Regions from separate parts of the Mus musculus genome. Here region 1 is linked to region 2. The links are chromatin loops, found by intact Hi-C in ENCODE. Cell type or tissue: heart. All regions are shown on one strand. Each heading gives the region's core, and the rest is flanking DNA. Links, peaks and the distances in the headings are about the cores only. Region 1 has its middle 25 kb from the start of Mir7648. Region 2 overlaps Cpne8 (copine VIII).

Evidence for each region. Peaks named below come from ENCODE experiments on the same cell type or tissue, not always from the same donor. Only the 100,000 strongest peaks of a DNase experiment are listed, where the experiment ranks them.
Region 1: it touches region 2 in a loop (2.0-fold over the local background); 2 of 42 quality-filtered maps call a loop at or near these places.

What each region holds. Positions count from the first base shown.
Region 1 is chr15:90,248,165-90,251,086 of GRCm38, reverse strand. No RefSeq gene overlaps it. Among named protein-coding and RNA genes, the nearest start is that of Mir7648, 25 kb to the right of the region's middle. In heart, for the core only: a CTCF peak has its summit at 1,261; no DNase peak of the experiment used is centred there.
Region 2 is chr15:90,490,486-90,493,407 of GRCm38, reverse strand. The region is part of intron 19 of Cpne8 (copine VIII); the gene reads left to right. Among named protein-coding and RNA genes, the nearest start is that of Gm36480, 140 kb to the right of the region's middle. In heart, for the core only: a CTCF peak has its summit at 1,609; no DNase peak of the experiment used is centred there.

The sequences.
Region 1 (2,922 bases), core at 304-2,803, 240 kb after region 2:
GCGTCTCCTTGCTCAGTCTCATTTGGTAGCCATATTGCTGTGATCTCATGGGTGAATCTTCCGTTCATTTCCAGGACACTCGATCTCACAGCAGCAGATTCTCTGATCTTCTGGCTCTTACAAGCTCCTGCCCCTCTCCCACCGTGTTCCCTGAGCCCACACTGGTGAGTGCTGGCTTGTCCTCAGTGCTATTTAATATTATTAGCGTGCAGCTGGACTATAATTTATGTATTTCCTACCCCCCAAGAGCCTATAGGGATTGGTTCCAGTTTACTGTAGTAATGTCGAAAACTCTGCTCTGAAGTTTTGTGCCCTTTGCCGGACAGACCCTAACTCCTCTCACACATATACCCAGGGATGGGTCCACTGCTTAGGGGTTTACAGTAATCAGTTTTCTAAGGTCATTTGATAAACTGGTCTTGGATGTATGCAAGGTGACTCCGTGTTCTGCTTTTTGCAGTCGCCTATCTCCTCGAGCTTAATTTGCATGTCGTTTAAGTGATCAGTAGGTTGACTCTTGTTTTCCCTTTTTAGCCATGAATGTATGCTCTTTTATGAAATTTTACAAATATTCCCGACCGGATCCAAGCCTCACTGTCTGGATCACCATTTCGCTTCCTTACTCTTCTTACTTGATGAAGAAGACCCTGTTCAGTTAAACACACGTGTTTTATCTTCGGTAATGAGTACAGAAAACGCAGTTAGAAGACACAAGTGTAAACCAGCTCCTTGGCCATAACATAAAGAGCCCCGGTGACTGGACTCTTCTCATCCAATTGAACGGGAACTCCACGTGTTTCACACACATATAATCCCATCCAAACATTCCTAACACTTAAACCAGGATGAGTGAAGATAACAATGTAGTCTTCACATAACCTATATTGGCAGAAATATCATGCCATTTTTTATTTAGCTAGTATATAAAAGTGAGTTTTATTGTGGCATTTTCACATATAAACCCCTGTATGCTCACATTCGCTCCGCTGTTGCTGCCCTCCTTTGCCGGGAGGCATCATTAAGTGAATGGCATCATTATTGAGGTGTTCACTTAAGCATGCATATTCTTTTCCTTCTGGACATGGATTTTTTTCCTTCTGAGGCACTGTATTTAAGAGACTTGTAAGCGGAAAGCTTCCACGGGCCTCTGGTTTCCCTAGGTAGGTGACAGCTAAAACTATGGAATAGCTGGAATTATCTCACCTGGCTCTGGCCACAGTGAGAGCAGATATACAGTGCCAGCTAGTGGCTAGAGTGCAGTATTACAACACTAACATCCCAGTCAATGACTTTTGGAGAAGTTCACCTAGATAGCATTTGCTAAAATGTTATCTGCTGAAAGTATTTTTCCCCCTCTCATGAACCCATTCCTAATTTCCTAGCACATACCTTCCTCATTTTCATAAATGTATGCATACAAAATATACAAAACTAAAATAAGACCTTTGAAAGAACCAGTGGTGTTGGTCTTTCTGAGACTGTTCCCACACTTACGTGTTTCAGTTCCATCCATTTTACTGAGGATTCAGAACGTTGTCTGTGGCTAAATAAAGCCCCATTGTGTATATGTAAAATGTAGCCTCATTTTCGTTATCCATATGTTTACAAAGGCTGATTGAGATTTCTTTGCTGTTGTGAATAAGTCAGTCTTAAATGCAGACCTGCAAGCGTCTCTGGGATTCAGTACCCTCTGGCTACATGCCCAGACAGTGGTCACAATCGTTACAATGTTAACTTTCTGAGACAGTGCTATACGACTTCCATACTGGCTAGTAAACCTCCATCAGCTGTGCAGGAGGGTTCCTCTTTCCCCACCTCTTTGCCAAGGTTGCTGTATCTTTTCTTGATGATAACCATCCTGATTAAGGTGAGATGGACTCATGGCAGTTTTAGTTGGCATTTCTCAGATGGACAAGGCTAGAGATCAGTTTTTTAATATATTTATTGGTCATTTATATTACTTCTTGTGAGAACTACCCATTCGTTTCATTGTTCCACTTGTTGATTGACAAACTGGGGAAACATTCACTTTTTTTTTTGCAGTTTAAAAATATATACTATAGAAATTAATCCTCTGTCTGAAGGATCGCTGGCACACATTTTCTCCACGCTGTCTGTTTGCTCTACTGTGTTTCCTTTGCTATGCATAAAGTTTTCAGTTTCATGTGCTTCAATTTGTTCCTTCTTGACCTGTCCAGTCAAGTTTTTGCACACACCTGCATCCTGAAGTCATGTTATCATTGACCAGTTTCAGGTTTGAAATTAAAGTCCACTTTGAATTGATGAGATAGGCATATGGATTTATCTTCATTCTTCTACAGGAGGGTACCGAATTTTGCCAGTATAATTTGTCCACCCCCCAGATTATGCTTTGGGACTTTTGTCAAATATTTGCATCAGGCTGGAAACTTCCTAACTACTGGCTAGTGTTCCAGAGCCAAGAAGTGTTCTGCAGACTGCTAGAGAATAACTATCAACACTCTTACTAGAATCCTGCATTCCACATCACTGATGGGCCAGGCAAGACACGTTCAGTAGAGCATGTCATTATGCAATAATAGAAAATCTGATATTGGAGTAACTGGCTGCTCTTTGCCTGGATTTGAGGCCTTCACATCTAGAACAAAAAGTATGCTCAAAATCTCATGGCTAGGAAGTTCATAGACCCCGGTTGAGAACTACCCTATTTCTATTCTGCTAACTCAACAGGGTATGCCTGCAAAATCACCTTCTAAACATTTGTATTTATGTCCACAGATCAATGCTGTTGTCAGCCTTGTACAGAGAGAGACTTTGAGAGTAGTGAGGAGTGGTTACTTCACAAACGCATAACTGCTCGAAGAACTGACATTCACTGAGTGTTGAAAGCAGAACCCGAAGGGGAACACATCTAGCACCCTTTCGGGGCTCAGAGAACATCAC
Region 2 (2,922 bases), core at 194-2,693:
TAGTAGCTGTCCTTTGATTTGACCATCTTATGTATAATCATATCCCATTTACCAGAAGACTCAATTTTATATTTTCAAGATGAGTTCCTATGGTGTTTATTTTCATAGGTCAGTATATGCAAAGGGTGCTTGTTGTGCTACGGCTTGGCCCTTGCATTTAATGCAGTGCCGTTCTTCTTGGCTACATGCAGCTGCTGGCCAGCCTATCATTTCCTTTGGAAAAAAATTTAAATTATATTTTCCACTAAAAGGAACATAATAGCCTTGAAGTCTTAGACTTGAAAACTCACTAATGGACTTCTGCACTGTAGAGAAATCAAACACAATTGAGTAGACAGTAACTAAAAGCCAATTTGCCCGAACACAAATTTGTTTTCATAGTTAGACAGACAAAACCATGCATCAGAGCAGCCATAAAGAATGTCCCTTTACTCTGGAGACACTACATAGGGGAAGAGTTGAAAAGAAGACGTGGAACCCCACACATGCTGTGTTTTCTGCTGAGCAGAATACATCCCCTGTATTCGCTATTACTAGGATAAGTCAGCACACTATGGATAGTGCTGCCTTCTTAACGTACCTGTTTAAGAGTCCGAGTTCAGAGATGACAGAGCACCGTCACCATACCTGGGGACTGGTTTTGCTTTATTATTTTTTTAACCAAATGTCTCTCGCTGCAGTGTTCAGAAATGAGAGATTAAATAACAGAAGAGAGGGTGATCTGAGTGGTAAATTGTCAGGGTAGGAGGATATGTGCAAAACAGCTAAAGGATATTTTGCCCTGGGAACTGTCAAGTTGATTTGACAAGAGGTAGTGACAGGGGGGAGTTGTTGGCATTTCCCTGCTGTCTGATAGTGTACCTGGCCACAAGACTGAAGAACAGATGTCCCTTGGGGAAACACTTAGATAATTCAGGATTAGCAAGTAGAAAGTTCTCACACTTTTCCCCTACTCTCAACATACTTCTATTATGAGTAAAAACCTGTTGGTAACATTGACTTTCTCTGATAGGGCTCTCCGCTGGGGCTCAGGTGGCCTGTCAAAGAGTTAGAAGTGATGGATACCTCCTCCAGGGATAAACACCCTAGGTTTATTTTGTTGTTGTTTTATTCATTGTATATCAACAGGCACAGAAGAGGAGAAGAACTCTAAGCATGGTGATTTTAGTTCTGATAATTCTAGAATAGAGCAAGATTCTCAAAAACAAGCTGAGGTAAAAGAGCCTAAGAAAATACAGAAGAAAGTGATATAAGACACACAAAACCATTTGTTTGCATGCTCAGGAAAGCACAAAACTGGAAGCCAAAATACATATGGAAAGGACCTGTAGAGGTGTGTGTGTGTGTGTGTGTGTGTGTGTGTGTAATTATAAAAATTAAAAGGATAAAATTAAAAGAAAAAAGCCCCGACATAATATTATGAGACAAAGAACCATCAAAGATACCTTTGAGCCCATTTTCCGTGGGCCATCTATTGCTGGGCACACAGCCCATTCTTAAGCATATTTTGTTTCCTCAATGAGACTCCCTCGGGGAAGACAACATTTTTGCTCGTGAGGTCATCACAAGCAAAGCCTCTAGATTAAGGATGGAAGCCTTTGTCCACGGCTTCTCTGCTCTAGGACACCACCTGGTGTTGACCAGTGCAAGCCCATGCATATGTCAGCGGTCTCTGAGTTCATGAGGGGAGGTAGGGAGGAATGGGGGGGGGGAGCAGAGAGAGAGAAAACCCAGCAACCAGGATACATTGTATGGGGGGGGGGAGAGAGAACCCAGCAACCAGGATACATTGTATGGGGGGGGGGAGAGAGAACCCAGCAACCAGGATACATTGTATGGGGGGGAGTACGTTTTCAATAAAATAGAAATAGAAAGACAATACCAATAGAGCATGTGGTGAATTAAGTCGCATGCATAGCTACACATACACAACAAATAGAACGTGCACAAGAGAGCCCATGCCAATAAAAACAATTTTATCTTTAGAGAGAGAGAGAGAGAGAGAGGAAGGAAGGAAGGAAGAGAAAGAAAGAAGTCTATCCTACAGTGCTTGCTAAAAAGCTTAAAACTTTTTTAATTAAAAAATTAAATTCTGTGAACTATTGATTTAGAATAAATGAGAGAAAAAAAAAAACCAGAGCTAACCTTGTTTCTTTACACCTTTAAGTTTTTGTTTACACTGTCATCTTGCCTTTAATGAAGTGATGTGACTTTGCAAAAGTCATGCCCTCCCATTCTCCCCCACCTGAAGAAGGTTGTACACACTGTGAGCTCTCTCCTGTCCTAGCTTAGCCTTCAAGGGTGAGCTATTCCCTTCTGTCTATCACATGTCTGACAGCTGAGGAAGAGGTATTGGGAGAACAGAGTAAAAGGGGTTATCTTCACTCCCATCAAAATTGCCCCTGCTATTTAGTTTCCTATATGTTTAACTTGTTTTCTTTGTAGCAGCTGGATTGTTTTAAGTGTACAAATAACAATCGTCTTTTTTTTTTTTCGGTTTTTCGAGACAGGGTTTCTCTGTGTTGCCCTGGCTGTCCTGGAACTCACTCTGTAGACCAGGCTGGCCTCGAACTCAGAAATCCGCCTGTCTCTGCCTCCCGAGTGCTGGGATTAAAGGCATGCGCCACCACGCCCGGCTCACAGTCGTATTCTTTTTTTTTTTTTTTTTTTTTTTTTGTATTCTTAAAGTACATTTTGAATAACAGCTTCCACGCAAAGCAAGTTTTCACAATAAGTTTGTCACAGTTACATTACAATATGAAAAAGGAATGTTCTTGGTGTCTCTGGAAGAAATACATTTACATAAACTTTCAAATCCTATATGCAGAAATTATTCTATATCGTAAATTAATGTCTTCCCTCTTCATTTTATTTCAAGGCCGAATGATTAATGTGCTTATAAACTAGCCACATCCTGAATTA